Linked DNA regions of Homo sapiens: regions 2 and 3 are each linked to region 1. Evidence: chromatin contacts called from ENCODE Hi-C or POLR2A ChIA-PET data. All regions are on one chromosome and are shown on one strand. The core of a region is the stretch at or near the end of the contact, and the rest is flanking DNA. Distances in the headings are between cores, read along the strand shown. Region 1 overlaps EYA2 (EYA transcriptional coactivator and phosphatase 2). Region 2 has its middle 14 kb from the start of NCOA3. Region 3 holds the start of OCSTAMP (osteoclast stimulatory transmembrane protein).

What was found. A loop is a pair of places that touch in the nucleus more often than their neighbours do. ChIA-PET counts read pairs that join two places held with the same protein, here RNA polymerase II (POLR2A). Pooled maps may share reads with other maps.
Region 2: a map of naive thymus-derived CD4-positive, alpha-beta T cell shows a loop between it and region 1 (12-fold over the local background). The contact joins two enhancer-like sites. A Hi-C loop is called at or near these places in 1 of 168 maps with a recorded cell type or tissue (naive thymus-derived CD4-positive, alpha-beta T cell) and 7 of 50 pooled maps. POLR2A ChIA-PET finds 5 or more read pairs at or near these places in 1 of 52 experiments (WTC11).
Region 3: a loop to region 1 is called in a pooled map, with 10 times the contacts of the local background. The contact joins the promoter of OCSTAMP here to the enhancer-like site in region 1. A Hi-C loop is called at or near these places in 2 of 37 single-sample maps with no recorded cell type and 6 of 50 pooled maps. POLR2A ChIA-PET finds 5 or more read pairs at or near these places in 1 of 52 experiments (activated T-cell).

What each region holds. Positions count from the first base shown.
Region 1 is chr20:46,992,871-46,996,175 of GRCh38, forward strand. All of the region lies in intron 2 of EYA2 (EYA transcriptional coactivator and phosphatase 2), which reads left to right. Among named protein-coding and RNA genes, the nearest start is that of EYA2-AS1, 93 kb to the left of the region's middle. Within about 2 kb of position 1,666, at least 2 of the 41 ENCODE cell types and tissues checked have a DNase peak (open chromatin) inside an H3K27ac peak, as active enhancers do.
Region 2 is chr20:47,486,222-47,489,526 of GRCh38, forward strand. No RefSeq gene overlaps it. Among named protein-coding and RNA genes, the nearest start is that of NCOA3, 14 kb to the right of the region's middle. RefSeq lists enhancers at 334-403, 1,004-1,333, 1,364-1,413 and silencers at 1,624-1,673, 1,694-1,753. Within about 2 kb of position 1,575, at least 9 of the 41 ENCODE cell types and tissues checked have a DNase peak (open chromatin) inside an H3K27ac peak, as active enhancers do.
Region 3 is chr20:46,548,914-46,552,218 of GRCh38, forward strand. OCSTAMP (osteoclast stimulatory transmembrane protein) reads right to left here and starts at 1,741. Exons shown (of 3, transcript NM_080721.3): 1 at 1,604-1,741. The coding sequence starts at 1,647.

The DNA.
Region 1 (3,305 bases), core at 416-2,915:
GACCCCCAAGTGCTGGATTATGCCTCTCCCCCTGCCTGGCCTACTGTTCTCCCTCCTCCTGGGCCATTCCTTCTATTACAGAGTCTTTACTAGGTGGCTTCAAAGGTCCTACTCAAAGGAGGACCCCCAAGAGTCATGAGTCACAGGACCTGCACTCAGGGGGATTCTGGAGGGAGCATGGAGCCAAGAAGCCCCCCAGTGGCTTCCATTGCATTCCCACCTCTGCTTCTTACCAGCTGTGGGACCCTGGCTAGTGGCCTAACCTCCTTGAGACCCATTTGCCCCATCTGTTTAATGGGAGTAATTATTCCACCGACCTCACAGACTCAATGTGAGGATGAAATGAGTTGAAACAGGGAGTGGACTTAGTGTGCTTAAAAAGTATAGAACAAGATCTGAATTCCTTATCCTTGGCCACCAGGCCCCACTTGTCTATCCCTGGAAGCCTCCCAAACTCATCTCCGTCCCTATTGCCTTTGCTCCTTGGGCCCAGCCCCTGGCCCCTTTTCCTTTGCTTTAACTGAGAAGCATGATTCTGCCCTCCGAGCCTTTGCATCTGCTGTTTCCTCTGTCTGGACCAGTCTTCACCCAGGCTCTGCAGGACCAGCCCTCCCTCAGTTCTCATCAGAGAGGTCTTTCCTAATGAAAGGAACTGCCCCTTCCTTCATTCATTTGTTCATTCATTTATTGAACAAATGTTTAATCAGCCATGTGCTTGGCATGGTTTTAAGTACTAGGGAGACAGCATAGAAAACCCTATCCTCATGGAGCCCACGCTAGGGTGCTGACAAAGCAAAAAGCTGACAATGACGATAAAGAAGCAAAGTATTTAGCACGTTGCATAGTGATGCTTGCTGTGAAGGAAAAAGGCAGGGGAGGAGCATGAGGAATGCAAGAGTGGAGGGTTGCAGTTTTTGTTAGGGTGGCTAGAAAAGAGGTCCCTGAGAAGATAACACTTAAGACCTGTAGGAGGTAAGGGAGGGTGCCACATGGCTACACAGAACAAGAGCCGTATGCACAGAGAAGACAGCAAGTGCAAAGGCCCTGAGGCAGCAGTGTGCTCAAAAAACTTTACATATATTAATACAAACATATGTACATATGCATATTTAAATTTCTGTTCCTGTTTAGCATGCAACTTAGTGCCTGGCTCATGGTAGATCCTTAAAAAATTATTTCTGGGTGAGTGAAGGGGTAGGTGGATGAAGACAGAATGGTGCTGAGGAACCCAGATAACTTTAGGGAGATATTGGTTCTGAATCCTTAGTAAAGTTTCCTTCACTTCCCCCTGCCTCATTTTCTACATTTGCATCGTACTGATGACAATAATTTCCTTACTGCGTTGTTGTGGAGAATAAAGAGATCATGCTCATGCAGTCCTTGCCACAGTAACCCTGGTTTGTTTGTAGGAACCACTTGAGAAATATTACCTATTATTCCTTATGATTCAAGGGAAAAATGGATTTGAATTGATTGTATCCTGTCTCTGGGAAGGGGTGGTGGGGAGTTCCCCTGAATAGAGGAAAATTTTTCTTTTAAAATGCACATGCATTTTTCAGAAACTGATGCTCTAATCTCATTGTTTCCAAGGAGAGGTGAAACCACCACCCTACGCTACAAGCTGGGCTGTCAGCTGCTCTCACTTCCTGCACCTCCTCTGCCCTGGGCATGACAAGACCTCATTTTCAGTTTCAGTCTCACCGGTTCCAACCCGGGGCTGACGGGTTTTGATTCATTTCATCCAAACCAGGCTGAGCTGCCCAGAGCTTTGCCCAGGTGCTGGCCTGGGGAACCACATGTCAGCTTCATCCTTCTCACCTTTAAGGCTTTTGTAGCCGTTCACACCCAGAACAACCTCTACCTGTGCAGAACAGAAATCCCGCTTTGTGGGAGGAAATGGTGCTATTAATCCCATCGTGGCCTCCACAGGTAAAGAGCTTCCACTGATGGCAGTAGCTCACAAATGTCATAGTCTCGAGCCACTTTCTGGCGTATATTCAGACCACCTCTACTGCCACTTGGTACTAATTTGTTCTTTTTTTTTTTTGAGACCGAGTTTCGCTCTTGCGAACCAGGCTGGAGCGCAGTGGCACGATCTCGGCTCACTGCAACCTCTGCCTCCCAGGTTCAAGCAATTCTCCTGCCTCAGCCTCCGGAGTAGCTGGGATTACAAGTGCCCACCACCACACCCAGCTAATTTTTGTATTTTTAGTAGAGGCAGGGTTTCACCATGTTGGCCAGGCTGGTCTTGAACTCCCGACCTCAGGTGATGCACTCGCCTAAGCCTCCCAAAGTGCTGGGATTAGAGGCATGAGCCACCGTGCCTGGCCTGTTGTTTCTTTAAAACAACTCCTTTGAAATAAATTCATTTTAAAAGGATGACTTAAGCCAGTTCCAGAAATGAAACGTTATGACTTTGATGGTCTTGTTGTGATTCTAATGTACATAAAATTAATTTGCAACGATTTCAATCAAAGAGGGAGTATTTATAGACTCCCTAAAATCATCGCAGTCTGGGACTTGCAGCCTCATTCCTTTCTGTCCTCAGTGGCACCTCCCGCAAGAGACAAAGGGCTTGCTCATGGTCACAGAGCCTCTCAGTGACAGTCAGAATTGGGGCACCCACTTCTGGATGCCTAGTGTGGTGTCTTTCCAGCTGTCCCTGTCCCTAGTATGGGAGTGATTTAAATCACCCACACAAGGAAGATGAACTGATACAGTTTACAGACATTTACCTTTATAGCAGAGACCTGCCTGGAGACATCTCGCTGGCACTACAAATTGTCTCATCTCACTGGGGGATCCCTTAGAAGCCGGCCCCTGGGGTCCAATTAGGCAACATAACAGCCGTTGCTGCTTTCAGAATCATTAGCTTCTTAATCCTCCCAGTGAGAGGTGAAAAAAGTGTGAACATTCAAATTGTGCTCATGGATTTAAGTGGCTTAACCAAGGGCCCCCAGGAGAGTGGAAGCTAATAATAGCTCCTCTGTGCTGAGCACTTAACCATTTGCCAGGTACCTGCCCCATCTGCATATGTGCAAGATATTGCCCCAATTTGCAGATGAGAAAACTGAGACTCAGAGGGAAGAGGTGAAGGACACAAGGTCTCATGGCTGTATTGCAGCACAGCCAAGATTTAAATTTGGATCTGACCCCTTAAGCCTATCTGTTTTCTTTGGAAAGAACATCAACAAATTATGAGAATGGGTTGTAGATTTGGCCTACGGTAGGTGCATGATAAACACTTGTTGACTGCGTGAATGAATGAAACATGGTGTGTATCCTCGGGTAAGTTGCTTCACACA
Region 2 (3,305 bases), core at 325-2,824, 490 kb after region 1:
AACCCAAGAATTTGAGGTTGCAGTGAACTATGATTGCACCACTGCACTCCAGACTAGGCTACAGAGTAAGACCATGTCTCTAGAAAAAAAAAAGTAATAATAAATAAGAAAAAAAGAGAAAGAAATTAGTTTTTTTTTTTTAGAGACGGAGTCTCACTCTGTTGCCCAGGCTGGAGTGCAGTGGTGTGATCTCGGCTCACTGTAACCTCTGCTTCCCGGGTTCAAGCAATTCTCCTGCCTCAGCCTCCTGAGTAGCTGGGACTACAGGCGCATGCTGCCACGCCTGGCTAATTTTTTGTATTTTAGTAGAGACGGGGTTTCACCGTTGTTGCCCAGGCTGGTCTCGAACTCCTGAGCTCAGGCAATCCACCTGCCTCGGCCTCCCAAAGTGCTAGGATTACAGGCGTGAGCCACCGTGCCCGGCCAGAAATTAGTTTTTATTTTATTTATGTATTTATTCATTTATTTTGAGATGGAGTCTCGCTCTGTCCCTTGGCTGGAGTGCCGTGGCGCGATCTCGGCTCACTGCAAGCTCCGCTTCTGGGGTTCACGCCATTCTCCTGCCTCAGCCTCCCGAGTAGCTGGAACTACAGGTGCCTGCTACCATGCCCAGCTAATTTTTTTGTATTTTTAGTGGAGACGGGGGTTTCACCGTGTTAACCAGGATGGTCTTGATCTCCTGACCTCGTGATCTGCCCACCTCGGCCTCCCAAAGTGCTGGGATTACAGGCCTGAGCCAGGTTCTTTATCAAACCTGCTTGTTTTTTGTTTTTTTTTGTTTTTTATGATATTATTCTGTTTGCATATTTTGGTACCTTCTTTTGTGTCTTTAATAATTATTAGCTCATCTTTCGATGGTTTTTGTGCAAACATGCTATTATCTGAAAGTACGCCTTTGCTTGCTGGGTTGACTCCTAGCTCCAGGAGGATGATTTCTATATTGTAATTTTGGATTACATGAGCCCCAAGGCCTGATTTCCTGCCCTTGTATTTGCATTGCATTAGGAGGTCTTTGCTTTCTGAGACCCGTGACACCTCCTCCTCTGGCATAGTATCTATCAGTTCACACTACCGGTTGGGTTTCAGTTCCATTTTTGTTTTTTGACATGGGGGATTTCCCTTTCTTTCCTGTGAACCCTGTGATTCATTTAAAAGAGTACTTGTTATCTTTTACTCAGAATTTCCAGATGTTTTTGCGGGTGGGGTTGAGTGTTTCAGGCTATCTAATCTGCTGTATTGCTGGAAACTGACCACCTTTGCGCTTTTTTTAGTTTCTTTTCTCTACCCCCTAGCTCTGAATATTCAGTTTCTGTTCTTTCATTTCCCACCCTACTCCCTCCTGTCTCATATATCTTTTATACCTTCAGCTTCAAATCCTTTTCTTAACAAGTTGATTTACTCTGGAGTTTCTAATTTAAATGCATCCCAGGTGGCAATCTCACAGGTCAACCTGGTTCCTGTTGGGCCAGATATTCTGGGTCCAGCTATCTCATAAATCACTTGCCCTGCCCATGCATTGGCTGCCCCTGGGGCTGATGCCCATGTCTGACACAATCAGCTGTGGTGTGAGCAGAAGTTGCCAGTCACATGGTACCAAAGAAGGTGACTTCTGCTCTGTCTTTAGAAGGGTCTGTGGGTAAGTGGGGCAGACATCATGACTGACATGTACAGTAACATCCTTAACAGGTTTGCAATGTAGTTGATTGATAATAGCCAGAAGGTTTAAAATATTTTTTTTTTTGAGATGGAGTTTTGCTCTTTTTGCCCAGGCTGGTGTGCAATGGCGCGATCTCGGCTCACTGCAACCTCTGCCTCCCAGGTTCAAGTGATTCTCCTGCCTCAGCCTCCCGAGTAGCTGGGATTACAGGCATGCACCACCACCCTGGCTAATTTTGTATTTTTAGTAGAGACGGGTTTTCTCCATGTTGGTCAGGCTGGTCTTGAACTCCTGACCTCAGGTGATCCGCCCACCTCGGCCTCACAAAGTGCTGGGATTACAGGCGTAAGCCACCACGCCTGGCAAATTTTTATTTTTTTTAAAGCTAGAATCTTAACTTGCCTTATACATTCACCTCTGGCATAGATACTGTTTGCATGCCCCAACATGGCTACTCCTTCCATGTTCCTACTCTGTAAGTACTAAATCATTGATAGAGGGTTTGTCCTCTCAAATAAGCTTACTGTCATCACTTTAAAACACTATTTCTTTTCTTTACTTTTTTTTTTTTTTTTTTGAGACGGAGTTTCACTGTTCTTGTTGCCCAGGCTGGAGTGCAATGGCACGGTCTTGGCTCACTGCAACCTCTGCCTCCTGGGTTCAAGCAATTCTCCTGCCTCAGCCTCCTAAGCAGCTGGAATTACAGGCACCCGCCACCACGCCTGGCTAATTTTTATATTTTTAGTAGATACGGGGTTCCACCATGTTGGCCAGGCTGGTCTCGAACTCTTGACCTCAGGTGATCCGCCCGCCTCGGCCTCCCTAAGTTCTGGGATTACAGGTGTGAGCCACCGCACCTGGTCCCCGAATTCATTTTTTAAAAAAGGAAGTGTTTTATTCCAGGGCTGGAGTCAGCCAACCTTTAAATGCCCCCGAAACTCTATATGATGGGATACCATGTAGCCAGTGAAACATTATGAAGCTGCTTAACATTCAACAGTTAAAAAAGATCTCCCAGATACTTTACTTTTAAAAGAAGTTGTGGATACATTGTAGGTGTATATATCAATGGGGTATACAGGATGTCTTGTTACAGGCATGCAATGTGAAATAAGCACATCATGGAGAATGGGGTCCAGATACTTTAAGTTAAAAAAAAAAAAAGAGATAAAGCAGTGTGTATAATAGGCCTTATTTTGTGTTACAAAAATGTATATATATATAGACCAGATGCGGTGGCTCACGCCTGTAATCCCAACACTTTGGGAGGCCAAGGCAGGCGGATCACTTGAGGTTAGGAGTTCAAGACCAGCCTGGCCAACATGGTGAAACCCCGGCTCTACTGAAAATTAAAAAAATTAGCTGGGCGTGGTGGTGCACGCCTGTAATCCCAGCTACTTGGGAGGTTGAGTCAGGAGAATTGCTTGAACCCGGGAGGTGGAGGTTACAGTGAGCAGAGATCACGCCACTGCACTCCAGCCTGCGTGACAGAGGGAGACTCCATCTCAGAAAAAAAAAAAAAAGAATATATATAAATACGTGTGTGTGTGTGTGTGTGTTTATTTGTAAATGCATCTCTTAAATAATACCTAAGAAATTGGCAATGGTGGCTCCTCTGGAAGAGGAAGTGGGTGGCTGAGGGACTTAC
Region 3 (3,305 bases), core at 491-2,990, 440 kb before region 1:
GCCTTGAGAGCTAAGCTGGTAGGAAGATGCCTCAAGCCTTGGGGACCACCATGTAGTATGAGTCGGCCTGGGATGAAGGCAACACAAGGAAAACAGTGTTAGGAAACAGACAGAGAGTCCCAGTGGCCTTGTTGGAGGACCTGGATCCAGAAATGCCTGAAGCCGAAATCTATGCCGGACCACACACTAGGAGATGTCTGTTTTTCTACAGGCAGTGTAAGATCAATCTGTCACTTGCAACTCAATGAGTCCTGACTAATACAGAAACCTTTGTCACAGGGCTTCTGGGACAATAAAATGAAATAATCCATGTAAAGAAGTTTACACAGGGTCTGGCACAGAAGAGGGATCCTATAAAACTGCACCACTTGTTACTCTGATGATACTTATGTCAACGATGTAAATGTTTCACTCGAGTCTCCTCTGTGCCCAGGCTCTGTGCTGACCCCTGTGGACACAAAGATGAATTAAGTCCTGGTCCCACTAAAGGAGTTCACAGTCTAATTGAGGAGACTTAAATAGACCATTAGAGTTTAAGTTCATTAACAAAGAATTCTGAGCATAGTATGCCTGGGCCTGGACTGGGGTGGGATAGATGGAGAGTGACCCAGTTTTACCTGGGAGTCAGGAAGGCTCCCTGGAAGAGGTGACATTCCAGCTGGGGGTGGAAGGACAAGTGTCAGTTTGTGGGTGAAGAAGGGAGTTGGACATCCCTGACAGAAGGAACAGCGTGTGCAAAGGTCCTGTGCTCTGACCATCGGGAAATAGGGAGTTGGGAGAACCAGAACAGTGGGAAGCTGAGATGCAGTGAGGCCTGTGGGGCTGGAGTGAAGGTCACAACCTTGAAGCCCTAAAGGCTGAATCATATGCAAATGTGCCTTATTGTGGCCCACTCTGTGTGTGTGTGTGTGTGTGTAAGCTGCCCCCATTTGGAAATAAGGAAGTTTCACATTAAAATCTGGGTTTCCAGCTTTTCTTGAGAGATAAGAAGATCTGGGTTAGAGCTCCCACCTTTGCAACAGGTAGCTGGAGCTGAGTATCCACTACCCACCTTTGACAGGGGAGCAGCCCTGCAGACTGCATCCTGCTGATCAATGAACGGGTCCGTCTGCACACCCAGGTGGCCTTCCACAGGTGCAACCCCTTCCCAGCTCCCGAAGGCATTTGAATTTGGGACTAAACACCCCCTTCTACTATATAATTAATATTTGGAACACAGTAGCTTTTGGAATAATAGCTAATAATAAAAACAATTTTAAGGATTGAAAGCCAGTCCTAAGTCATATTGGATGACAATTCCTGCACGGGGTATTGAAAATGGCAAGGAAACTAGCTGCTGTTTAGTGAGTGCTTCCTCTGAGCCAAGCAGGTGCCAAGTACTAAGCATGTGTTTTCTCATTCAATTCTGGCAACAGTCTTGTAGATGTCATTATTACTTCCATTTCACAGATGGGGAACTGAGGCTCACAGAGAACTGAGGATTTGCCTAAGGTCACATAGCCAAGGAATGGCAGAGCTGAAGATTTGGGTTCATATCCATCACCCCCAATGGCTGACTGTTTTCTCACCTGTAGCCCTCAGTGTCCAAAGTCCCCAGACCTACCCGGTCTTGACAAGTTGCTCAGCTGCTCCTGGGTGGCCTGGCATGCTGTCCAAATGGCAGTGGTTTCAGGCGGGCGGTCGCTGGCAGCTGTGGCAGGTGGAGAGGAAGTGGGGGAATCGCTGGGACTTGGGAATCCCTGCCACTTCTGCTTTTCCACTCTTTAATGAAGCTCTCCTGGCTGCCTTGTCCCGCCCTTTTCGGGGCCCACCTCCCAGAGGGTTGGGCAAGCTGCCTCATCCTCTGCCCACAAGCAAGAGCGGGTGGAAGGTGTGGGAAGAGGAAAAGACAGCCTTTTCCAAGCGATGTCTCTAATCTTGGTAGCAGGAAGGTAGAATTAGCCCCATTTTACAGAGAAGGAAACTGAGGCACAGAGAAACCATACAGCTTCCCTTTCCCTCCCACTCCATAGTTGTGTGCCCCAAGGGGAGCCTGATCCCTGCTCTTGGGACTCACAGGTGATAATCAGACCCCTGCCAAGTACTGGGAGCAGTGGCTCTGGTCTCCTTCCCCAGCCCCCTTCCTGTCTTTAGCCTGACTTGTACCTCGCTTCAAATCTCAGCTCTGTCCCTCCCTAGCTATGAGACCTTGGGCAGGTGACCTCATATCTCTCTGCTGGTTTTCTCCCCTTAAAAAAAGTTTAATGAGGCTGGGCACAGTGGCTCACATCTGTAATCCCAGCACTCTGGGAGGCTGAGGGGGGTGGATCACCTGAGGTCAGGAGTTTGAGATCAGCCTGACCAACATGGTGAAACCCTGTCTCTACTAAAAATACAAAAATTATCTGGTTTGTGGTGGTGCATACCTGTAGTTCCAGATACTCGGGAGGCTGAGGCAGGAGAATCACTTGAACCTAGGAGACAAGGTTGCAGTGAGCTGAGATCACGTCACTGCACTCCAGCCTGGGCACAGAGCGAGACTCCGTCTCAAAAAAAAATAGTTAATGAAAATAACAGTTAACATTTATTGAGCACTTACTATGTATCAGGCATTCTTCTAAACAATTTCTCTTCAAATTCACTGAACACTTACTTTGAACATCCCTTTATGGTAAAGATGTTATTTTCATTCTTCAGCTCAGAAAACTGAGACTCAGAGAGCTACGTCGCCAACCACGCCACTCAGCTATTAATGGTACTGCCGTGATTTCTAACCAGCGGGCTGGCTTCAGGGTATACCAGTTAGCCACTGGGCTCTGCTGCTGTGGAGGGGATAATTCACAGACCTCGTGATTACTTCATAGTACAGCTGGTACTGCAAATAGTAGGTACTCAATAATGTAAATTCCCCACGCACACCCTCTGCAGTTAGTGCCCTGCAGGTCTGCTTTCAGGCTGTCCTGAAAGCCAGTTCCTACCTGGAATGCAGACACCTCTCCAGCATCTCTGTACCCCATCACTCCCAGCAGGCCTCCCCTGAGCCCCCCAGGCTCCCCCTCTGTGGGATGGACCAGTAGGGGCACAGCCACTTTCCCTTATAAGGACATGTTGCCTGGGTCACTCTCAGGCCTGAAGGGGAATGTCCTGCGGCCTGGATAGGGGAAGTGACGTTCTTATAGTTACACAGCGATTGAATGGAATACCTGTGGCCAGAACCCTCAGAGGGCCTAACACACTTCCCAGACAGTGCACCCCTGCAGGATGTTAGGCCAGCTACCAGGTCTGCAAAGAACTAAGTACATGAGGCAGACTAGCAGCAGCAAACT